2 separate regions of the Mus musculus genome follow, and region 1 is linked to region 2. The links are chromatin loops, found by intact Hi-C in ENCODE. Cell type or tissue: gastrocnemius. All regions are shown on one strand. Links, peaks and the distances in the headings refer to the core of each region. The heading gives the core; the rest is flanking DNA. Region 1 holds the start of Timm9 (translocase of inner mitochondrial membrane 9). Region 2 holds the start of Arid4a (AT rich interactive domain 4A (RBP1-like)).

Region 1 (12,441 bases), core at 1,730-9,729, 120 kb after region 2:
TCAATGGATAGAACTATAGGGATATGCTAGGAAACAAGAGATACCACCGTCTTCAAGCACCTCTCTAGGTTATTTATGAAGAATCTGTTCCTCTCATTGTTAACATAGACAGTTACCACCATAATTAAATGGGTCAATCTAGCATCACACAAGGTCCAATGCTACCACTAGGAAAAATTCCCCGCTGCGACGCTCTAGGGCACACACCATTACTTTAGTGGCATTCTGGTCTAAAAATATTGGCTCTTTTTCTGGTCATGAAGGAATAATTAGGAAAACCCATAGTGTAGAATAGCTAAGAAAACTAGACTAGTTTTCAAAAATAAGATGAGGAGCTAGAGAGATGCTCAGTGGTAAGAGTACTCGTAGCCAGGCAGTTAGCGCACACCTTTCATCCCAACACTCTGGAGGGAGAGGCAGGCAGATCTCTCAGTTTGAGGCCAGTCTGATCTACAGCCGAGCTAGCTCAAGACAGGCAGAACTGCACAGAGAATCCCTGCCTCAATAAATAAACCAACCAAGTACCCCTCAAACAAGCAAAACAACAAAAGAGTACTCATTGCTCTTGCAGCAAGTTAGGTTCCCAGTATACACAGCTCACAGCTGGCAGGAGCAGTTCCAAGCAAGGGTCTGCAACTCCTCTCTGGCCTCGTCAAGCACCAGGCAGTCACATGATACATATACACACATGCATACAAGCACGTGTGGTGGCTCATACCTTTAATCCCAGCACCTGGGAGAGGCATTCAGATCTCTGAGTTCCAGGCTCTCAGCAGAGGAGGAGGGAAGGGAGGGAAAGAGAGACAGACAGACCACTTCCAGCTGTGGGACCTGGCCTTTTAATGACATAAGGCAGCTGGCCACTCTCGTAACAATAAAGGCAATTTTTAGATAATTAAGAAAATCTAAATGTCATCTAAGTGTGATAATCTTTGCAGACTGTAATGCCCTTTAGGAGGCACAGGCTGCAACAATTAGGGCTCAAGCTCATGATGTCTGAAACTTATTTACAAATGCTTCAGTGAAACAAAGTGTATCTACAGATGTATTTAGGGAAGGGTGAGGGGAACTTGATGTGAAAATGAGGTGGGGGGGAGAAACATAGTTAAAAAAATGTTGACAAAAAGAATAATAATCCCCTAAACTATTTTTTGTTCAGAGGCTATAAGTCAGTGTTTATTTTGAGAGTTCAAATACTTAATAGAAATTTTTTTATTTTATTATCTTATTATTTTTCACATGATCCTTTAGATTATTTGCAGGTTTAGTTAGGTTGTGGGATGAACAGACAAGGTTGTTTTTTTTTTTTTTTTTTTGTCTTTCTCTCTTTCTTTCTCTCTCTCTCTATCTCTTTCGACAGGGTTTCTCTATGTAGCCCCAGCTGTCTTGGAGCTCTTTGTAGCTAGGCCTAAAGGCTGCCACTACACCCAGCATTACAGGCAACTCTTAATTAACTCAGTGTTAATCATAGCTAAAAGCACTTGAAAATGAATTCCTATTGTTTCCCGATTCAAAGTCTAGCCTCAAGGAAGATGAGAACCACGCTACTTGGGGGGTGGAGTCCCAGGTCTGACATTCGTTACAAATTATTTACTCAGGTCACTTTACTGATTGCTGTTGCAGTTGCTCAGCGTTTTGAAATTAGAGGGGAAAGGTCATTTTTTTTCATATCTAACTTTTATATAGAAATTACAGAAGTTAATTCATCCCTAAGGTCTCTTGCAGCTCTGACATTGCCATTCGGTCTTTTAATACACTTATACAACAAATCATGAACCAACAGATAAATCTACAACAAGAGAAAATGTAATAGGTAGAAAAATGATTAATCTATTATACTTTAAAAAAATACATTTTAAAAGCTTCTAGCAAGGCGTAATGGGAAAGCTCTAAGCAGTGCGTTCTCCAATATGAGACCTGGGAAGGGTGCGAGCCCTTGTACCTAATGACATAAGGCATAGTGTGCAGACAGGGTAAGAGCCGAGGAAGTCTAGATTTTCAGTAAAGGGGCTCCTGTCTGACAGCTCAAGGTCATCGAGTGGCTGGCTACCTTGTAATCTCAAAGCGTGCCCCCAAGCGATCCAGTCCCGGGTGGGCGGTGTCTCGGGGCCTAGGGTCCCCACCCTCGGGGTGACAAGGCCTCCGGGACACGGCTGGCCTCCCGCTGCGCCGCGCTGCCGGTTGCGCAGCCCCACGACCCGCGTGCACGCGGCGTCTCCCTCCGGGGTACCTGCCCGCTCCCTTTCCCGAGTGAAGGCTGTCACCCCACTGGCCGCGAACCCGGGATTATGAAAGCAGAGGAAAGGGACCATACTTAGCCACAGGATCTCGCCTCTGACACCGGGACCGGGCTGAAGAGCTGCGGGGCAGGTAGCGTGTGAGCTCGGAGGGTCAGTACAGAGCGAGCGCCGCGCCGCGGAAAGCTGAGAACACGTGGGGGCAGTGATGTCAAGCATGGCTTCAGACCCTTAGACGCAGATTCGTTACCACGTGGGAAAATGTAGGAAGAAAAGCAAGTGCCCAAGCAAATTCTAAAAATCATCTAAGAATTAACTTTTGTGATTATCTGTTCGTCAGTGCTCTCTGTACTTTTCACTTCCTTTTCCACGGCAACGGAATCTGTCGAAATTTCTAGAAAGCCTAATATGCTTAACCTACTAGGTTTCTAACGGTCTGCAGTTCCTACAGTGTAAATAACCCTTGATAAACAAAAGTGTTTATGGGCTAATCGAGAATTCGCCATTCCTCTAGGAATACTTAGTACTGTGTCCAAACATAAAGGCGATATTCTGCCTTTAAAAAAAAAAAGTCACATCTCCTGGCAGTCTTTTATGTTGGGAGTTTGTTTCCACCCGGACACGAATGGAAGAGCACCAGAGCACTCCCGTTCCGGTCGGGGGGGGGGGGGTTGGATCTTTGCGCGCATGCGTGCTGACGCTCAAGGGCGGGTTTTCGGGGAAGACGGTATTGACCCGCGAACAACCGAAGCTGTTATTCTATCAAAATCAAGACGGCGTGTGTGCCGGACTCTGTGGAGACTCTGAAGACTAAGTTGAGGTGTCCGAAATTGCGTCCTGACTCGTAGAAAGAAATCTACTAAGCTCTTATGAGGGTGGTGTTTTAAAAAACACGATTTTAACGTTGCCTGCTCGTCTGGGTCTCCTTAACAAATCCTAACCCCGCCTCCACGTCTGTTGGGGTTTTCAGCTGCAGCTCTGGGTTTGGAGGAGTGCGTTTTTATTACGGTTCCCGTGGCTTCTCTTTTGCTCTTGGCATAATTCCTTTGAAATTTATTTCTTCGATGCATTAACAGACTCAGTGGGATCAAGACTTTTTGTTTTGTTTTGTTTTTTGTTTTTGTCGTATTTAGCCCTGGATTAAATGTCAAAATCGAAATTTACAGCTTTATGGATATTTTGCCTATAGACTTTCTAAGTTAATGACTGCTTCATAATTATTTTTGGAACTCAGGTGTTTTTCAAATTCACTTCCACCATTACTTCTTTTCCTGGTACTCAAGGAGAAACTGCGTCCTTAAGTTTTGAGAAGCTAGAATTCCCTCTGTTAAGAACGGCGGGACTTGATTTGTGACTAACCAGATGAAAAACGTTGAGTTTAGCCTGGAAAGGGGGCAAAGGCTTAAAATGCCAGCGAGGAAACTGCGAGAGATTGTTTCTCCAAACCAAGGGAATAAATTGGCTGTGGTGGAAGATGAGCTGCCCCGTGTTCCTCCAGCCCTGGCTGCAAATAAACGTCTTGCTGTTGAAACGAGGACTAGTTCTAATGGAACGTTATGTGGTATGTGATTCCAAATGTTTCAGTTTCCCACCCAGTTTACGTTTTCTCTCTCTCTCTCTCTCTCTCTCTCTCTCTCTCTCCCTCTCTCTCTCTCTCTCTCTTCCGAGACAGGGTTTCTCTGTGCAGCTCTGGCTGTCCTGGAACTCACTCTGTAGACTAGGCTGTCCTCGAACTCAGAAATCCACCTGCCTCTGCCTCCCAAGTGCTGGGATTAAAGGCGTGCGCCACCACTGCCCAGCCAGTTTCCTTTTTTTATAAGTCATTAGTCTTTATCACTATTTTGAGTTGTGCATTCCCCCAAATTTAAAGGAGTCAGTGTTTACATTCAAAAATGTAAGATACAAGTCTGGTTTGTAAAGATGTTTGAAAAGTAACTTGGTTCCCTGGGGAAATAGGATTCAGCATGTAGAATGAGAGAGACTTGACTATTTCCTCTTGTGCACCTCTGCCTCCCGAGTGCTGGGATTAAAGGCATAGGCTGTCTGTTAAATCAGAGTTTTATATCAATCTAGTGTTTTTTGGTTTTGAGACAAGTTTTCCCTTGTCCTGATTGGCCTTGATCTCACAGAAATCTGCCTCTTGAATTCTGGGATTAAGGCATGCATTACCATGCCTGGCTATATACAAGGTTTGTTCTGGTAAGTCTCATATTTTTTTTTTTTTCTGCATTGGATAAAATATCTTTTAGGGTTTTCAAAAATACCACTTTCAATTGTGTGTCTATGTGTAGGTGTCTGGAAACGAGTTCAGGTGCCCATGGCAGCCAGAGTAGCTAAATCTACCTAGAGCTAGACTTAACAGGTGATTGGGAGCCGTCTACAGGAGATTCCAATCTCCAGTCCTTTGCAAGATCAGCAAGCACTTTTATCTTGCTCTGCCATCTCTCCAGTCCCTGAAAATGTTTTTTAAAAAAGACATCTCATTTTATTTTACTGAGAGAGGATCACATTGTGAAGCTCTGCTTGGCCTAAAACTCACTCTGTAGACTGGGCTAGCCTCAAACTCAGAGAATTTCCTCTATCTCTGCTTTTAAGCATTCCAGTTAAAGACCTTCCACACCATGGCTGCTGTTAAAACATTTTAGATCTCACCTGCTTACCTTACCTGTTTTAACTCAGCCTTATTTTGTTAAATAATGAGCTATAAAGTCTTTCATTAGAATGTATTTAAATATATCTAATTTCTCTTACAGGAAAGTGACTTCACATTTGGTTTTTACATTAATACAGAGATTCTCAGTTCTTGTATCATGGCTACACAGTTGCTAAGGGTCAGGTTTTGATTTAAAAGCTGCTCAGATTGGACCCGTGGCTCAATGCTAGAGCTTACTGTGAAAAGAGCCTTGGTTGGGTCCCTGGGAAGAATCACAACCCAGCTCTCAGGGACTCTTTTTTTTTTTTTTTTTTTTTTTAAGATTTATTTATTTAATGCATAAGTATACTGTTGCTATCTTCAGACTCACCAGAAGAGGGCACCAGATCCCATTACAGATGGCTGTGAGCCACCATGTGGTTGCTGGGAATTGAACTCAGGACCTCTGGAAGAGCAGCAGTCTGTGCTCTTAACTGCTGAGCCATCTCTCCAGCCCACTCTCAGTGACTCTTTTGCTTTCTTAGGCTCCTTGGATTTAACTTCTGCAAGACTGTATCACCAGCCTCTGTTAGAAAGTCCTCCTGCGTCCAAGAAAAGTGTAAGTAAAAGAATTCCAAGTCACGTATGACAGGGAACGTTTTGATCTTTGTTCATTTTTATCACGTTTTTAACCTTTGCTGTGTACAAGTAAGAATGGGGGGCCATTTTTGTATCTGAAGGTCAGAAGACAACCTTCAAGAATGTATTCTCTCCTATTACGTGAGTCCCAGCAGTCAAGTTTGAATCTTCAAGCTTGGCAGCTGGTTTCTTCATCTGTTGAACCATCCTACCAGCTCCAGCAGTGTTTTATAGATTATGACTTGAAGAGTGTGGGACATACAAGCATCTGTTGAATTGTTAATCTTGTTTTTGTTTGTAAATTAACACCCATCATCACCTTAACATTAAGAAAAAAATTTTTTTTTTCCATTTTCATTTGTGTACACGGTATGTGTATGTGTGTTCATGTTTGTGTATGGAGAGGTAAGGGGCATGTGTACATGTCATGGCTTGAGCTTGCTGTCAGGAAGCATCTTCCATTGCCCTTCCACCTTATTTCATTCAGTCAGGGTGTCTTAGTCTAACTGACCACCTGCCCTTGGGCTCTCCTGCCTCAGCCTTCCTCTCAGGGCTGCAGTTCCAGGCAGGCTGCCACACCCTCCTAGCATTGACTTTGGTTCTGGGGATCCGAGTGCTGGTGAGGCGAGCGTAACTGCTGAGCGTCTCCCCAGCCTTTTATGTTTAGTGGAAAAAAGGAAGGGGAAGAGCAGCATGGGGTCCGTCTCAGCGCGGAGCCCCAGAGATGGGTTCTAGGCTCACACTCGAGAGCCGGAAACCGGAGCAGTAGATGTGACCCACACAGCACAGCCTTGTAAGGCAGCGCGTGACCTCAGTGACTAAGAAAGCCGTGCTTAGGTTGCAGTGTAGACGGTCAAGTGTGGATTTGAATCAGTTTCTTGTTCCACTTCTGTGTGTGTGTTCACTTTGTTACGTCTCACTATTCTGACTGCACGTTGCTCATTCACTGAGAAATCCTCGTGTGCTTCAGAGCAGCTATGGAAGGTGTAGTGTTGGGAATGACGTAAGTAAAGTGTGCAGACCTGCCTTCCCGGGTCTCAGTGCTCAAAAGGCTATGAATGTCACTCTGCTAGTGCTAATTTAAGCTCATTCAATCTTACTCTTTTATGCCCAAAGGATTTTTCTAAAGATGCTGTAGTTCGGCAGTTACCTTTGAATAAAACAGAAGAGAACAACGCACCAAAAGGTAAATTAATACAGTTGACTCCGCTTAATAATCCGCTTGATAAAGCTGAGTTAAAATGTACAGAAAATACTTTATTTCATTAGTTTTGAATGCACAGTTCTGTGACATTGACCTTGATAACATTCAGTGACATCGAGCCAGGGTTACTATCATTCACCTCTAGACGTTAAGATCCCCCCACTGGGCTCTGTGCCCTCACTCCTCACTCTTGCCCCTGTGACTTTGACCAGCTCAGGTACCTATGTCAGTGGCATTATACAGTGTTAACCTTTGTGACTGTTTTACTTTACATAATGTGCTTAAGCTTATCCACATTGTAGTATGTGTCAGTATTTTCTTTGTAAGGATAGAATTGGCTTTTTTAAAAATTTAGGGTAATTTATTATTTTGTGTGGATAGGTGTTTTGCCTGCCTGTCTGTCTATACACAGCACTCTTGCAGTGCCCAAAAAGGCCAGAGGAGGCAGTCAGATCACTTGGGACTGAAGTTATAGAGGGTTGTTAGTCACCATATGGGTGCTGGGAATTGAATGCAAGTTCTCTTTAAAAGCAGCTGTGCTCTTAACTGCTGAACCATCTTTCCAGTCCAGAACTGGTTTATTCATTCAATAGCTTAGTAGTATTTATTTTGTGCTTGGCATCAAATCCAGGGCCTTCTGCATGCCAGGCAAATCTATTGTCTGTATCCTGAGCTCCTATTATTTTAATTTTTGGTTTTCTTTTCAAATTAGGTTACCAGTAGAATCTAAAATCTATAAAAGGATTTACACAGGAGAAGCCTATTTTGCTATTACAAACTCATTGCAAAGGTTTGGTTTGGGCTCTTTATTTTATTGTGTTGGCCCTGGCTGATCTAGAACTTGCTAGAGTAGACCAGGCTAGCCTCAATGGTGCAGGGAACTTTGTGCCTCTGTATGCTGAGTGCTAGACATGAGCTGCAGATCGAAAATTAAAGTTCATTTTTTTTTTTTTTTGTTTACAAAGTATCAGGGATCGAACCTAGGATCCCATACATTCTGAGCAGGCGCTCTGCCACTGAGCTACATCGCTAGCCCTCAGTCTTGGCTCTCTTTGTTCTTCAGAATCTAAATATATTTTTGTGTTTTAATTTTTCAGCAAATGACATCTTTATTTCTCAGTACACCATGGGACAGAAAGATGCTCTGAGAACTGTTTTAAAGCAAAAGTAAGTTTCATTTACAAACACACTTATAGTGGTATGCTACCTTAAATTAGAAGGAAGCTGTATGTTAGCATATGTTAGATAATCCATACACAGCGATTAAGAAGAACACAGCAATGTTTTAAAACTGACCACAGCGACTTGTAGGGCTGTGGATGTAGCTCAGTGGCAGCATGCACAGTCTAGGAGTGTGAATGTAGCTTAATGCAGGCTCTACCTGCCCTCTGCCCTGCTGTCTTGTTCACTCTAATTGTTAGCACAGCCCCCGTATCTGACAGTGTGCACAGACGGCAAAGTAACTGGAGCTGGAACAGGAAGAGCATTGCATTTGGTGGATCATCCAGACACGTAAACCGTGGGGTGCCTACTTATTCAGCGTGGCTCTGCTGCAACTCAAAAGGAGTTAATAACGGGAGAGATCAGCAAGTACTATAGAGACAGGCTTGTTGAAAAGGCATCAACTGTATTGCATCCAGGGAGGAAAGTAGTGACTTCGGTAGAAGGTTGGGAGTTCAGAAAGAAAAGCTTGACATTAGCTGTGGGCCCAATGCTTATTTGTGTCTTCAACAAGAAGAGCTTTGTGACTCCACATAGATGGTGTTTGGCAGAGGCAATAGCTATATATTATAAAGTTGGGCAGCCAGAAGAATGGCATTGTGTGGTGGGAGGCAGTCTCATCTGAGAAAGCAGGAGTCTCATGGGAAAGCCTGTGGGAGTTGGACTCCGCCCCCTACTAAATCGCTGGCTTTGGTCAAGTAAACCCTAATACCTCCAGACTTCAGTCTCATTATGTAAAATTAAAAATAAGGATGGAAGGCCGTAATAAGATTCTCTACCTTCCCAATTCTATCTGTGGCCGTTGTCATGTAATTATGATGAAGTAATTGAGAAAACTTGGTGACTCAGTTGGGTATGACGAGGTCCGAGATGGAGAAACCAAAGTGACTTGATATGTTTGAGGTGCTCAGAGAACAGTTCCTCTCTTAGCTACGAGGAGGCATCAGAGAGAAGTAAGTGCCAGCACATTCACTGTGCTGCCCTCGGGCCTGATGTGAGGGAACTCAGGGCTGCCCGTGGCAGGTCCCTGCCTACAGCGCTTGAACTCACTTAGTAATTCCTATGTTTTGGTTGATTTCGCCAGTTTGTTTTGGTCTAAATTGAGAGTGCAATGGACTAGCTCTTTTAAAAAACTGAAGCCAGATATCTGTCTGTTTGCTTTGTTCTTGTTTTGTGGTAAGGGGGAATGAACTCAAGGCCTTGGGCATGCTAGCATGTAGCACAGAGCTATTATCCCATCTTGCTGTACTCGTGTGAGGCGCACTGCCTAATGGTGTGTTTGGTGCTCATTAAATAAGTAAGCCAGCAGAGAAAGGGAATTATCGTGTGAGCTAGATCAGTTATGTGCAGCACAGGCACAGGGTAGATTGGTGGTAGCCACAGGCTGGTATAATGGGAAATGGGGAGATAATTACCAGAGAGTCCAGTTTCAGTCAGGATGACTACGTAGTAGAACTTTTTATGTAGCCTGACAAGTATAGGAGATACTAATTACTGATAGAGTAGCTTAAAATGTTCTTACCATAGAATAGTTGTGTAAGGTAATGGAGATATTCATTAGCTTGATTGTGCTATTTCACATTGTATACATGTATCAAAACATCACATTATATACTGCCCATTATACTTTAAATTTGTCAAGTGTATCTTAGCATATCTGGGAAAAACAGTATGCATCATTGATGTTAGTTTTTTTTTCTGTTTATTTTTGAGATTGTATTTTGATTGCAATGTTTTTCTCTTTCCTTTCTTCCCATCAAGTCCTCCCATATGCCCCTCCTCACTTTCCTTCAAATTCTTTTTTATTTTTAGATGTTTACTTAATTTTATGTATGTGAGCACACTGTAGCTGTCTTCAGACACACCAGAAGAGGGCATCAGATCCCATTACAGATGGTTCTGAGCCACCATGTGGTTGCTGGGAATTGAACTCAGGACCTCTGGAAGAGCAGTCAGTGCTCTTAACCGCTGAGCCACCTCCCCAGCCTTCTCCTTCATATTGTATGCTTCTTTTTCATCAGTTGTTACTGGATGCATAGTGTATTTGCATGTGCATATAGATCCCCAGATGAAGCCTGTTGAGTCCATTTAGTGTTACTTGTTATGTATGCTCCAGGGCTGACTGGTTGGTCATATCTTCCCAGGGAAGGCCCCCTCTCTCACTCCCAGCTTCCTTCCCTCGGTTGCCTGTGGTTCTCTGTGTAGGCCTGAGACCTTGTGGGCTTTCCTCATCCAGTTTGCCATGTTCATTGGTGTTTTTCTTCTGCTCACATCTGGGCAGTCATGTTGGTGAGACTTGGTGGGTGTGGCTTGTGATGTTACTAGGAGACACAACCTCACAGTAAAGTCCCAGATCATCTGGCTCTTAGAGTCTCTCTGCCCCCTCTTCCTCGGTGTTCCCTGAGCCTTAGGTAAGGGCTTTGTGGTGGTCATGAGTCATGAGGACTCTGCCCTTTGATGGGTTGTGGTTTTCTGTAGTGTTCTCCATCTGCTGGGAAGAGAAGTTTTCTTGATGCGGGGTCCTCGTTTGTGGGTGTAAGGACAAGTGTTTATAGATTCTTGTTAGGGTTTGTGCTGGTTTAGTAAATTAGTGGTTGTAGATTCTCCTCTAGTGACCATGATTTCACTAGCACTGGCTAGTTAGATTTCTAGTACCTCTTTTGTTGAGCAAGTCTTAAGTCTTCTGAGAGAGCAGTTGGTTACTAGCAGGATATATGTGCCACCTCTGCACCTGGGGGTTAGCTTGCCCTGCTGGTTGTTGATGTAGTTCATGGTGTCAAAGGTGGATAGGAGTGTTGGTTTTCTGTCTCTTTTGGAAGCCAGCAAGGCACCTTCAGGTACCATGGAAGCCAGTCCTCAGGGAGGGGACATTCAGGTCAGGTCAGCTCTGTCTCTGGGCCGTTTCTGAAGTTGCTGTGCCTTTCAGAAGTCTTAGACAGCCCTGGCCAACCATTGAAAAGACGGCTTCTCATGTCTGGCATGGGGTTTTGTCAGGTGGTCTTTGGTTTTTAGAGAGAGTGTTGTCAGCCCAGGTAAAGGAAGTCATTAAAACTATATATTTATACTCTGAATTGCCTGCATTCCAGTTATTTAATTCCTTGTGCCATTTTCAGGAGTCCGTGTTGTTGTTTTACTCCCTCCCCCCTCCCTCAGGAGCCCCACCTCTCCTCTCAGGTTCCCGCACAGATCTGGTGTCTCCGTGCTCCGTGCACCTTCTTCCGTATCCACCCTCCTCCCTTCCCGTGATGCGGAGCTTCCTTTTCCACTGCCCATCCGATCGCCTGTCCTCTGCTCTCCCCCTGTTCCAGTCCCAGCTTCTGGGTTGGACCCTTCCCCCTCCCCTCATCAGATCACGTGTACGCTGCTGTTCCTCTCTTCGTGCTCCCCAAACCACCTACTAGAGCAGTGGTCCCATTGTCCCTCGTTTCTGTACTTACTACGAGCTATGTGTTCACATCTGAAGGTTTAGAGCTAGGAGCCTCCAATTACAGAGCATGCGACGTTTGTCTGTCCTGCTGGGCCTGAGGTGCCTCACTCAGTATGCTTCTTTTCTATTTCTGTTTACCTGAAAAATTCATGATTTCTTTTTTCTTGAGCACTAAATAGTATTCCATAATGTATATGTGTATGGACCACATTCTCAGTATCCATTCTTCAGCTGTAGGACATTTAGGTTGTTTCCATATTGTGACTGGAACAGTAATGACATGGCTGTGGAGTAGGGTATTGAGTCCTTTGGCCATATACCAAGGGGTGGATTAGCTGGGTCCTATGGTAGATTTATGTATTTAGCTTTTCCAGAATTTTCCACACTGATTTTCATAATGGTGCAACAGTTTGCATTCCAGCTAAGGGAATAAGAGTTCCCCTGCACCCTCGGGTGCCCTGCATCCTCTGGTGCCCTGCATCCACGGGTCCCCTGCATCCATGGGTCCCCTGCATCCTCGGGTCCCCTGCATCCGCGGTTCCCCTGCATCCCCCTGTTTGTTGCTGGCTGTTCCATTGATCTTTGCCTCCGTTGTCAAGTACAGGATTGTCTCTGTCATTTCCATCAGCCTTGTGTGTGGGTTTATTCTCCTTAAACTTCCTCCTTGATTTCATTGACCTGTTTCTTTTGTGTCTTTAAACTCTTTGAGTTCTTTGGGGAAGTTTATGATTGCTCTTTTAAGTTCTGTGTCCTGGTGTTATCTAGGTAATTCTCATGGGCAGGCATTTCTCTAGGACTGGTAGGCTTTGGAGAGGAGACACTGACTTGGTCTTTTATATTGTTGGTATTGTCTTAATGCGATCTGGGCATGTGGTCTTCCTTTAAGTTCGTTTTTTTTTTTTTTTTTTTTTTTTTAAGTTTGCTATGGATAGAGTAGGCTCGGGGAGAAGAGAGAATGTGGGGATGGGTTGGGTCTTGAAGTTAGAAGTTGGAATATAGTGCAGTGGTCAGAAGGGACTAGGGTGCTTCCTGTTCCAAGATGGGAGTGTGGAGGTCTGAGTGGACATGTAGAGTCATGAAG
Region 2 (12,441 bases), core at 1,435-9,434:
ATACATATTATGGAGCATTATCAGTTTTAGTCCATGAAGGTATCCCTAAGATAGCCATCACTTCTAATAAATATGTAATTACAAAATCAGCCTTTTTAGAACTTAAGGCAGAGGCCCATTAAAATCCTGAAAAAGTATTTTTCAAACTCTATAAAATGAAATTCCTGTCAAATTTCATTTCCTTAGGTACCTTTGGGGTTACTCCCAGCAGGCAATGGAGCTTGATTACACAAAGAACAAGCAGGACAATTATTTCTAATTTCCTTGGCTTGTCACCAGGTTACAGAAAAGTTTTTCTTTAAACTTCTACTACTTATATAATGCCTTTTATAAAAACCTGAAGTTTCTAATACATTTCCTATTAATAACTAGTCTACAGATTTCTTGGTGCCAACGGTCCTGGCAAACCCATATGAGACTGAGCATGGATTATATATAATGGACAGTCTGTTTCCAATCACCTGTTGTAGTTGTATAAAAAACAAAGTTAACTCTGAATCATCTGGATTAAGTTCAGCAGTTTATATATACTAAACAAGTATTGACAGTAAGTGACTATGTTAAGTGATTCTGGAAAATCTAATAGAGCCATGAGAGTTGCGTATAGTTTTGATATCTTTACTTCCATCTCCTGACTTATAATCCACCATTCCTAACTTACTGGCATCTAGATAAAAGGTAGGGGGTTTAGAAACTGGTGTTCCTCTTACTGTACTCAGAAGGATCCAATTAGTTCTTTTTATAATCTGAAGTTGCTTGCTTTTTGAGGTATTTGTTATTAATTTCTATCAAAAAAAACTAATATACAGTCTTTGCCAATCTTTACTGATTACCCATGAGGTAATTTCGGCATTAGTATATGACATTATAATCTCTGCTGGGTCTGTTACTAATTGAACAAATCTTATTCTTTACAATCATTCAGAAATCTTTTCTATATAGGTTTTAAACTTTTTATTGTTTATGTGCTAAAAATATCTACTTTAAGATATTAACTTCTCTCTGCAGACGTAAGAATTCCTGTGGGAGAATGAGCAGAAGGCAAAATAACCGATTTAAAAGATCCTCTAATTTCTGGTCTACCACTTATAACCTAGCATTCCACATCGGGACTCTCCTTATCTACATTGGCTTCCTGTTAATGTGAGGGACAAGGACAAAGAGATTTCCTTTCTTCTGATCTTTCTTAGAGAGAGTACAATAAAGTGTGATTGTTACAGAACCTATTGTAACTAGCTCAATGATGACAACTAAAACCAAACCATTAGTTCTGGTGGCCTCTGTAAGCCATATTACCTCCAAAGTGCTGGATGATAGGTTTGCATTACCAGGCCCCTCTGATCTATTCTTGGGTTTTCTCAATCTTCTTATTATGTGTACAGTGAGCACATGTGAGCACACAGGGCACTGAAGCCCAGAGACGGATGATGTCATGTGTCTTCCTGTATCACTTGCCATTCTTTTTTAGAACATGTTTCCCTAATACTATTAAGCTCATTGACAGGTCACACCGGGTGGCCAATGAGGTCCAAGGGAGCCTTCTGCCTCTGCTCACCAAGGAATGGAGGTACAGGCATGCCTTGCATCCAGCTTTGTATATGCATAGTGGGGAGTCGAACTAAGGGCCTCATTATGGGTCAGCAAGACTTATACCCACTAAGCCATATCCTTAGCCTAAAATCTATATACTATTAACAATTAAAAATCAGATAAATTGTAATATTAAAAATTGGAAGACCAAGATAAGATGTTTAAACATTTTCAGAAAAGAATTGCTGTTAGATGTAGTACATTATCTTATTATTTCATTTACTTTATATACAAATACACATATAATTCATGTTTATACACATACAAAGTACAAAATGATTAAGAGTGATTCAAAATAGTTTGCCTTTTGCAAACAGTCTCAAACTAGAGAAGAGCCAAATGATTATCAAAGCAGTAGGGTGACAATTTTATGTAAATTGTCCTATAAGGCTAGCAAAGTCCTGCTGGGATCTACTCATGGGAGGCTTTAAAGAAGACTCCAAGGACTTGTTTTTAGTAACCTGAAATGTCACTTTCTGTGTAGCAAAATGTTGCAATGTAGTAATGCCTCAACTGCCAAAATACAAAATAAAATCTTTTGAGAAACTACTAAGTTTCCAATATGTATAGCTTGAAGATTTGACAGTTCTGCCATGTGCAGAAGGGCTAAGACCTGCAGGCCTCACTAGATGGGAAGCCGAGGTAGGAGACTTAGCGCCTTGAGTTCTGGGCCAGCCTAGGGAACAGGAGGAGGAAGAAGCAACTCCATCTGTACACATACATACACAAGAACAAATACATACACACGGCACACACAACTGCAGAAGGCTTTTTCATTCTCTCTTCTGAAAATCTATTCCAAACAAGAGCCAGGGATGTCAAATAAAACCAAGAAGCCTCAAAATGTTAGCCACGGATGTTAGTTTTTAGGCATAGCATTTTGTAAAATCACAGAAAAACAAATAGGAAAGCTCTCTAGAATTAAGATGGATGGGGCTAAGAGTAGTAGTTCACTGGAGGTCACCTGCCTGTCATGCTGCCCAAGGGTCTGCATTCATTTGCAGCAAACCAAAGCTTAAATCATGATTCATCTATCCCAGATAGCCATGGAATGTGCTTTAGAAACTACTTCTGAGGGCCCTAATGTTTTTCTCAGGAAAAAAAAAAAAGGTAACAAAATGAACACATCTGCATTTTTTCTCACATCTGCATTTTTTCTCACATCTGTATCTTTAGAAGAAAAGTCACTTAAAAACACAGTCTCAATCCCATGAACACAGAATAAACTTTATTATCTATTTTGGTGGAGAGACTGTAAGAGATTTTTATTTTTCATTACTTTTCAAATGCACACTGGCATATATATAAAACTTGATAGTGGAATGATATGTGGGCGATTACCACCAGGGAGAATCAGCAGTATACATATAATTTTCTTTTTTCTTTCTTTCTTTCTTTTTTTTTTTTTTTTGGTTTTTGTTTTTTTCCAGATAGGGTTTCTCTGTGTAGCCCTGGCTGTTCTGGAACTCACTCTATAGATCAGGCTGGCCTCAAACTCAAAAATTTACCTGCCTTTGCTTCCCAAGTGCTAGAATTAAAGGTGTGCGCCACTACTGCCTGGCTAATTTTCTTAAAAAATAAAACTACAACAGAAAGCCAAAATTCTTCCTGCCTAAATACTCACTAATCAGACCTTTCTCAAGAGACTTTTAAATCAGAGTGGTGAACAAAATCAAGAAAATGTTAAGATTCTGACTTAAGACACTGAGTGTTAAAAAGTCTAAGAATCAAAGCTGGGTGGGCATGGTGTGCTGTGGAGCTGAAGCAGGGACGGCAGTTCAAGGTCATGAGCTTGGACTACCAAAATCCTGTCTCCAAAAACCAGAGTCCAGAAAGGAGGAGCCCAGAATGGGTGAGCTTGAATATTAGGGATGCTTTTTATCTGTGGCTTTCTCTAGGGTATAACATCAGGAAGCTAATTAAACCGACTCATTTGAAAGCTTGAACTAACAAAACATCTTCAACAACCAGTCACGTAGCCTAGTATTTGGCTCTAGTCTACAGAAAATCTCAGCACACACCTGTCCCAAGTCACAAGATTTCAAAAGACACAGGACTCACCTCTGTGATACTTTGGGTTGTCATGGAGGTGTCTGTTGTCTTCAGCACAACTCTAGAAAAACAAACAAAAATCCTCAACTGTTTACTCAACCATTTTCTAGTTTTGTGCATCACCAAAACTAAGCAGATTTTAAAAAGATAGACATGACTTAGTAAAACTACCAAAATACACTTCACAATCTTAACAAATTTTGAAAAAACAAAAACAACAAATATTAACTAGTTGATATGGCGTTAGTTCAGACGTACTCAACTGTGCAATTTACTGGGGTTAACATTTCACATTTTAATTTAGGGCATAAGCTGTTGCCCAATTGTTAAGTTTTGTGTCATTTAACAAGACAATGTGCTGACGACAGAATCCATGTCTATCTGGTCCAGAAAACCCTTTCATCTAAGAAACTGTCGTTCCTTCCTGAAGCATTAATACTTTCTTCGAAAAAATAGTATAGTATTCGCCTCATGCAGTGACAAGAGTCGCTTGTCTAAGGTCATAGTGGCAGCAGCGTCTGTCCTGGCAGGCACATTCCTCAGCATTCCGAAAGCCGGGGCTTCCACGTTTCCTCCAAGCTTCACAGTTGGAGGAAATAACTCTTCTTCCCCACGCAAGACGTTTCTAGAAACCACACCTCCTCCGTCTTTTACCAAGGTGGCTGCCACCTTGGGCCCCTGGTGTCTGCAGACCGCAACCCAGCTTCCGAAATGCAATGTCAAAGGGAGACAGAGCTATGCCGGGAGGAAGGGGGGGGGGTGTCAGTAAAATCCCGCCATCCCGAGTGAAGGGGCGCAAAGGGCCGCTTACTCACCTACACGTGCGCCCCCGACCTCGCCCCCTTCCTCCACGCCCCCCCAGCCACGCTCCGCCGCCGGCGGACAGCGGCTCCCATGGCCGCCCTCGCTTCCGGTGCTCCCAGCGCTGCGCCACCCCCGAGGCCACCCGACACCGGGAGCCTCCGACAGACCTCTCGGACGACTCCGTGACTCCTCCACCCTTCGCTAGGCGTTGTCCTGGAGGGAAGGGTAAGCCGGTGCCACACTGAAATAAACCTACCCGAGAGAGTCCGCGTCCTTCCCTCCAGACACAGAAAATGGGATAGAGCTGCGGGCTGCTGCTGCCGGGACAAAATGGCGCCGGGGAACCGGTTAGGCGCAGGCGCCTGGGGAAGAGCCGGCTCCGCCCCCGTGAAAAACCCTGGCTGCAGTTCTGGATTCCGTTTCCATGGGACACGCCACCGCCCAATCCTCGTGCGGAACTGCTCTTCCTGACCCCTTGTTCTCCAATCAGTGTTCAGTCAAGCACATCCGGAGTCGGCTCCTCCAATCAAATTTTTGGGCTCTCTTACTCAATCCTCTATCCTCCAATAACGTGCGTGTTCGGATACAGCCAATCAGAAGTGGAAGCTATCCTACCTGCTGTTTTCCGCACCAATCATGGAAGTTTCCCAGCTACATCCAATGAGAAAGGCAGACAGCGAGCTCCAATCCGAAGCTATTCGGCGTCATGAGCAGCCAATAGGAGTTCGTGTAGAAGCGAGTCTGCTCAACAGCTTGTTATTTGGTGGATTGTGGCAGTAAATCGGGGCGAGTGGGGGAACCCGGCGCAGGAACTGCCGCTGCGGCCGGGAGCGGTGCTGCCCGGACGGGGACCCACGGCGATCAGTGGGGCGGCAGACTGGAGAGCTGACAGCGCTCTGCACCCGCAGTAGGTAGGTAGTCAGCGGGGGCCGCTGAATGGGCAAAGCGGCGGGAGCAGCTGCTGCCGCGATGGGGTCCCGGTGCAGTTGGGAGCTCCGCAGGCTGAGAGGGGGATGCAGGGCGGGCTGTGCCCGGGGCGCCGGGCAGCGATCGGGTCCTGGAGTCGCGGCGGCAACTGCGGGCACGACCGCCTCCGCCGCCTCCCCGGGAAAATGGCTGTGGGGCTGGCCGCGCCGCTAAGTTTGCTTTGGAGGAGCGGGCTGCCGGGAGAACCGGCCCCCAACTCTGCTGTGCTTCTTTGGCGAGGACCCGCTGCTGGACCGCGGAGATCGGGGTGCCCGCGCCTCTCCGGGCTGTACAAAAAGTTGAGGCGGGCGCGGGAGGAGACGGCCGCTGCGGCGGTGCGGCTCGCTCCCCTCCCACACCCTGTCCTGCCGCCTCCCCGCCCCGCGCCTCCCCCGCCGGGTCCCCCCGCGCCGGCCGCCGCCGCAGGCCGCCGCCCCTGCCCCCCGGGTGAAGGAGCGCTTCTCCTTCCTGACATGGTGCAGAGCGGAGGCAGGAGAGCAATGGCGCCGTGACACTCCGTTGCCGCCGCCGCGGGCCGGGCCGGGGCGGGCCAAGGGGGCCGAGCGGCGGAGGCGGGGCGCGCGCTAGAGTCGGGGCCCGGCGGGGCGCGGACCCGGGAGGCCGGGGCGCAGGGGGCTGCGAGTGGCCGACGAGGCGGGGGCGCGGTGGGCCGGCCGGCCGGGCAGGGGCGGGACGCGCTGCCCTTTGGCGCGCGTGGGGCTCACTGCCCGCCAGGCTTTGGCTGCCCGACGGGGGTCTGTCCCGGGGGCCGCGGAGCTCGGCCCCTCCCCGCCTGCATTTGTTTACTTTCTTTCCGGGTCTCACCCCGCCTTGGACTGATCCTCTGCCTCTCTTTTCCCTGCTTTGGCTCTAGCGCCCGGGAAGAGAACTCGAGGAAGCTGGAACCCCACAGGTCACCAGTCAAGATGAAGGTAAGTGGAGCCAACTCTTCTTCTTAGCCTTGTGCCCCGGACGCTGCCAGTCCGGAGGCTGCAGTTGTGGAATGGCAGCTTTTTGTTACTTAGAATTGATTTCTTTACTAAGAAGCACTTTAAGGAAAATGACATGTGAATGGGTGAGGGGTGTGTGTGTGTGTGTGTGCGTGTTCGAATGTGTGTGTGTGTGTGTGTGTATAAATGCAGGCGGTCCAACACTCTCTAGCAGTTAGCACTTTGAGAAGATCGGTGCAGTCTTTCGATTTTCAAACACTTCAGTGTCAAAAACACCTTTCAAGAAGAAAAGCTTTTGTCCTGCTTTGGTTTTTGCAAGGTTTTTTTGTTTTGCTTTGCTTTTGCTTTCTTTAAAACCTATACTTCCCCCTTTCCACTACCAATGCCATTTTCTAAAAGACATGTTATGTAGCTTGAGTAAGAGAGATAGTTCTGTATATTTTTGGGGAAAGAAAGTAAACTAAGGTGATGACAATATTTAGATTGATTAGTTCAGTCTTCATAATATATATCTTAAAACGTGGATTCTATGTGTAGCTTTTGAAGCTTCCTAATCTTACAAACATCAGTGGCAGCCTGCTTGAAGGGAAAGAAAGCTTTCATAACATTCCTCAGAATTCGGTAGGATACTGTGGCTCTTGTTTGTTTCTGGTCAGATACTTACCAAAAAGTATTCCTCTTCATTTTTTATTCTTTTTAAGTAGACTGACATTTAAACGTGCATGATTAACGTTGTACTTAGTGTTCGGTGTGTGTGTGCGTGTGTGTAAATAGAAAATATATAGTTGTTTTTGTTTCGGTTATTTTGAAACAGTATACTTTACCCGGGCTAGCCTGGAACTCACGATGTAGACTCTCAAGGCTGACCTTGAACTCCCTTGACGTCCTCCTGCGTCTGCCCAAGTGCTGGCAGGATGAGCATGCTATACCATTGCCTGACTCGGTTTAAGTATATTACTTTCTGAAATTCTCAAACTTCCTCTTATATATTTTTTTTTATTTTGGAGTGACACAACTTCCTTTAATATAACTTGGGAAAATGAAAATTTGTTTCCTACTTAAAATATTTAAAGTTAACATTGATATCTTTGTACATATAATGTTGAATTGGTTGCATGATACATACAGCTTTTGAATTAGGTAACATCACAGACTGAAATAGCAGTTGTCTGTTACTCTCAAGATTAAAATGATGTATAAATGGAAGTTTCTTACATATTTCAATGTATAATTCTGATCATGACTATTTCCTGTAAATGGGTGTTTTCTTTCTTTTCTTTCTTTCTTTCTTTCTTTCTTTCTTTCTTTTTTTAATTGTTTTGTTTTCCATGATATCTCTATGTAACAGAGAACATGCTGGCATAGAATTTAAAGAGATCTTGTTGCCTCTGCCTCCACCTCCTACCATGCCCAGCTACTAATGTCTAAATAAAAATTATTTTAAGTATACTGAGATCAAAGCTGTAAACTAGAAAAGGCTGCAGCCTTTAGCTATCAGTTTTCATCTGTTGAACTTAGATTTAAACCTTTCATTTGCAACCTTCAGCCAAAGCAATTTTGGAAAGAGGTTTCTTAGTTTCTTGTGTCTAGAGATACATTGTATCAAAAGATAATGGCTTAGCCAGGCTTGCTGGCCCTGGCCTGTAATCCCAGTATTTAGGAGGCAGAGACAGCCTGCACCTTGTCCCAAAACCCCAAAGCAAACAAAAGAAGATGTTACTTTCCTAAGCTGTCTCACTAAGCATTTAATTATGTATTGTTAATATTAACTTTGTAGCAGTATTTCTCTTTAACCTAGAAAATAGAATCACCTGGGGGCCCCAAACTAATAAAATTTATGAGACATTCATTATAAATACATTTCTTCTGTTTATTTCTTTCTATCTCTTATATATTAAACTGTAGAATTTTTTAAAACATGTACTTCAAAAAAAACAAAAAACAAAAAACAAAAAACAAAAACAAAACCCTTTTTTTCCTACTGGTAGTTCCCAGTTACAACTTTTCCGTCATCAGGAAATGAGTACGTAAAATGAAATAGTGTTAATAAGTTGTTTGCTTTAGGAGGATTTTGCAAATTATTATTTGTTGTTAAGCAAATAATTTCAATGTTCTAGTGACTTTAGATGTAGTTCCTTTTGGTGCTGTTAGAGGTCGGGTAAAGGCGACCAGTAGTGATGTTTGGCATCTCTGTTCTTTCTTCACAGGCGGCAGATGAGCCTGCCTACCTGACAGTGGGAACTGATGTCAGTGCCAAGTACCGAGGGGCCTTCTGTGAGGCAAAGATCAAGACTGTGAAAAGGCTGGTGAAAGTCAAGGTAAATGCGCGAAGGCTTTGTAAGACAGCCCAGGCTTGTCTGGCTGTTTGTCTCTGAGGACACAAAGCGGGTTATTTGGTGTACTTCGAGTGACAGAAGGCAGAGTAGGGACAAGAGTCACTCCTGTTGTGCAGCAGGCTCAGTACATTGAAAAGATTACAGTTCATGGTAGCCCAGAGGGAAAGGTTGAACATTGTCAGCTTTCTGTTGAATCAGTGCTGGGGCAAGTATCATTGCATACTAAACTGAAAGAGTGTATTAAGAACTGAAAAATAAAGAACTCGAGCTGAGAAATGATTCCAGATGGCTTCATTTCAGGATACCAAGGTGTGATGCTTGTGTTATTTGGATCATTCCTGTTTGTAGGAGTGTACTTGGGCTATAATTTGGTGTCTCCCTTTCCTAATCAGATAATGACAGTTTCAGTGATTAGGAAGAACAAAGAAGTAAAATTATGTTTTCAAGATAACATTAAAAATGATTCATGGAGTTGACGCGCGTGTGTGCACGTGTGTGTGTGTGTGTGTGTGTGTGTGTGTGTCTGACTTTTTTTAGACAATTTCTGGTGACCATCCTGCCTTTGCCTCCTGAGTGTTGGGATTACAGGCGTCAGCCTCTATGGTTGGCCAAGGCGCTGATTTTTAAGACCAGGGAAAGCTAAAGTTAATAAATACATTTCCAGTAGAATTAGGAAATACAGAAAAGGATGGGTGGATAAAGACCTGCAACTTTTGAGAAATCTGTTTACACATTGTTTTCCTATAAATCTTTTTTTTTTTTTCTTTTTGAGATAGGGGTCTCATGTAGCCCAGCACAGTCTCAGCCTCACTAAGCATCTGAGAATGAGTTTGAACTTGATCCTCTTGCTTCCATTCCCAAGTGCTAGGATCATAGGCTGAGGCAGCACGCTGGTTTTTACAGCATTGATGGTAGGATTCAGCTTCGTTCATGTCAGACACCCTTTACCACGTGAGCCACATCGCTAGCCCCTGTCTGCTGTTCTGCATACTCTGCTAATGTAGGTACAAGAGCATCTTCATGTATATAACTATTCTTAACATTGTAAAGCCATAAAAGATGATTCGTGAAAGTCCTTGATAACTCTGCACACACTGTCTACAGTCTTCCACACTGTGTTGTGCTCGTCATTGTATGATTGTTAGTATTATTATAATCATGTTTCTACAGTTTGTGATATGCTCTACTCAGGTACATATTTGATTTCATTTATTTATTTAAGATTTGTTTATTATATTTGTAGCAGTCTCCTGCATGTATACACCTACAGACCAGAAGAGGGCAAGAGATCTTATTACAGATGGTTGTGAGCCACCATGTGGTTGCTGGGAATTGAACTCAGGACCTCTTGAAGAACAGCCAGTGTTCTTAACCTCTGAGCCATCTCTCCAGCCCCATATCTGTTTTCTTACCAGAGTTAAGTACTGTGAAAAGGAGAGGACAGCTCAGAGTTTCTGTTTCTATTCCTGATTCATACAGGAGGGCTTCATGTCTAGTGGTCACACAGAGTCTCTGGAATGTGGATGAATAAATGACAGACGAGTGAGCTAGTGAGTGAGCTAGTGAGTGAGCTAGTGTACTGGCGCTCAGGATGTGCCTTCCAGACCAGGAGCATTCGCCCAGCTGAAGAACTTACTCAAAGTGAACATTTTCAGGACTCTATCGCAAAGATTCTGAGTGAAAACCTCTAGGACTAATTTAACAAGCCTAAAGTTTCAAATACAATCAAGATTTAGAAGGCCTTGGTCTCAGAGACTGTGACTCAAGTAGTCAGTAGACCCAAGTATGAATCTGCTAGTGACACTTGCTTGTTAGGATGCCATTTGACATTTTTATCTTCTTCATTTCATATAGCCTTTTAACTTTGTAAAGTAGAAATGTAGACCGCTGAATATTTGAGAGTCATTGACAGTTTTAACCTTTAAAATATACATATATATATTGTGACTCTTAGTTGTTTATTTAAAATAATATGATAATTATTTTAGGACTTCTCATGCACTCCCATTATCCAGCATTTCTTACTCTGCTGTGCTTTTTCCCTGTATGTGTGGTGGAACTGAAGGGACAAGAGCGTCCAGGGGGATACTTTGGTATGACTGAATTGCTTCTAGTTGTATCATAAGACTTTTTTCTTGAGACAAAGTTTCTTTATGTAGCTTTGGCTGTCCTGGAACTCTGTGTAGACCAGGCTGACCTTAAACTCATAGATATCCACCTGGCTGTCTGCCTCCTGAGTGCTGGGATTAAAGTTATATGCCCCAGGGCCAGCCTCAGGGGGCTTAAGGACCACAAGAGCTCTGTTTTTAAGTAGGCAATAAAATGTGAAGGTTTTAAAAAATATTTTGTGACAGTCAAAACCTTTTTCTGACTTGATAAAATACACTAGAAGCAGTTTTCCATTTTTATAGTTATCACTGGATTATAAATCTATACTTTGTCCACTGGGCAAGCAGTTATTAAGTGGCTGTAATATGCTCTGACACTTGCTAACTATAAGGGGAAGAGTAATGAAAGAGGGCTCCAGCCCTCAAGGAGCTCACAGTTAATGAGAAAGAGGATAAACATAAATACAAGACAGTGTAATAACTGTTACTGCAGAGGTAACCACGGGGTATTAAGGAGGCACCTGCTGGGTTATTATAGATACATTGTTTCAAAAGTAACTTCCAGATCCTTTTGTTTTCCAGGTACTTCTGAAGCAGGATAACACAACACAGTTGGTGCAAGATGACCAAGTAAAGGGCCCTTTAAGAGTACGTATGTGGGAAAAGAGAGAGAGAGTACTTTTGCCTAGTTCAGAATCAAAAATATGAATCATAGGTAAATGCCATCAGTTTTCAAACTTCATTCTTACATACACTTGAATTTTTTATAGGCATGTGAGTCAGAAAACAAAATAAAGATATATAATAGTGTAAATTCATGATATTACAATGATTGCATCCTTTAAGAACACCAATCATAGCTGGATTAGTTATTTATTTAATTTTTTTCTTGTTTTGTTTGAGTTGGTGTTTTAGATGGTCTCTTAGCCTAGGCTGTCCTAACACTATAGAACAGACCTCTGCCTCCCAAGTGCTGGGATTGCAGGTTACCACTGTGCTTGGCTGACAGGAGTGTCATGCTTTCTCTTGTCTTTTGTTTTGAGTTTAGGGACTGAATATGTGCATACATATACATATATATTAAGCATGCTTACTTGTTTGTTTTGAGACAGAGTCTTACCATGTAGCCCTGTTTAGCCTGGTGCTTACTATATAGGGCAGGCTAGACTTGAATTCACAAAAATCTATCTGTGGGGCAATGCCCAGTTTGACTATATTACTGTTTTGTTTTTTTTTTTTACATTGTTGCAATATTTAAGATGATGCCTGTGACATGCCAACTACCATAACTTTTCTGTTCTTCTGATTTATCAAACTATATTTGTTTCATTATTCAATTTGACGAATAGCAATATTGTATTTTCTATTCATTTCTATTTATGTGGTAAGTCTTTGTTTTGTCGCAATACCACTTTGGTTAATATCTGATATACAAAGGCTTGGAAGCTGAAAGAAGGTTCACTGGCCTGTTCCTCTCTCCAGCTGAACGTTTATCTGAAAGGTCCCTTAAATCCAAGTGTTGAGTCCTGTACTCAGTGTTTTGATGAAAGCAAACCAAGACTTTTCGTTGTATTATGGTTTCATTTTAGCTTATTGGAGGTAGTGCAATGTGGCGAGCAAACTCTGAAGTAAGAT

The links. Hi-C counts contacts between places; a loop is a spot of excess contacts. Peaks named below come from ENCODE experiments on the same cell type or tissue, not always from the same donor. Only the 100,000 strongest peaks of a DNase experiment are listed, where the experiment ranks them.
Region 1: it touches region 2 in a loop (2.8-fold over the local background); 2 of 42 quality-filtered maps call a loop at or near these places.

The regions. Positions count from the first base shown.
Region 1 is chr12:71,134,241-71,146,681 of GRCm38, forward strand. It overlaps Timm9 (translocase of inner mitochondrial membrane 9), which reads right to left and starts at 2,435. Exons shown (of 5, transcript NM_001286203.2): 1 at 2,315-2,435. It overlaps 2700049A03Rik (RIKEN cDNA 2700049A03 gene), which reads left to right and starts at 2,608. Exons shown (of 30, transcript NM_001163378.1): 1 at 2,608-3,798; 2 at 5,415-5,488; 3 at 6,625-6,694; 4 at 7,810-7,879. The coding sequence starts at 3,600. In gastrocnemius, for the core only: CTCF peaks have their summits at 2,836 and 5,262 (motif pointing right); DNase peaks (open chromatin) are centred at 2,203, 2,363, 2,913 and 3,164; H3K4me3 peaks cover 2,675 bases; H3K27ac peaks cover 2,110 bases.
Region 2 is chr12:71,010,805-71,023,245 of GRCm38, forward strand. Arid4a (AT rich interactive domain 4A (RBP1-like)) reads left to right here and starts at 5,163. Exons shown (of 24, transcript NM_001081195.1): 1 at 5,163-5,357; 2 at 6,287-6,344; 3 at 8,570-8,680; 4 at 11,389-11,454. The coding sequence starts at 6,339. 3110056K07Rik (RIKEN cDNA 3110056K07 gene) reads right to left here and starts at 5,019. Exons shown (of 4, transcript NR_045055.1): 1 at 4,703-5,019; 2 at 3,652-3,703. In gastrocnemius, for the core only: no CTCF peak of the experiment used is centred there; DNase peaks (open chromatin) are centred at 4,570, 4,968, 5,945, 6,048 and 1 more place; H3K4me3 peaks cover 5,394 bases; H3K27ac peaks cover 5,053 bases.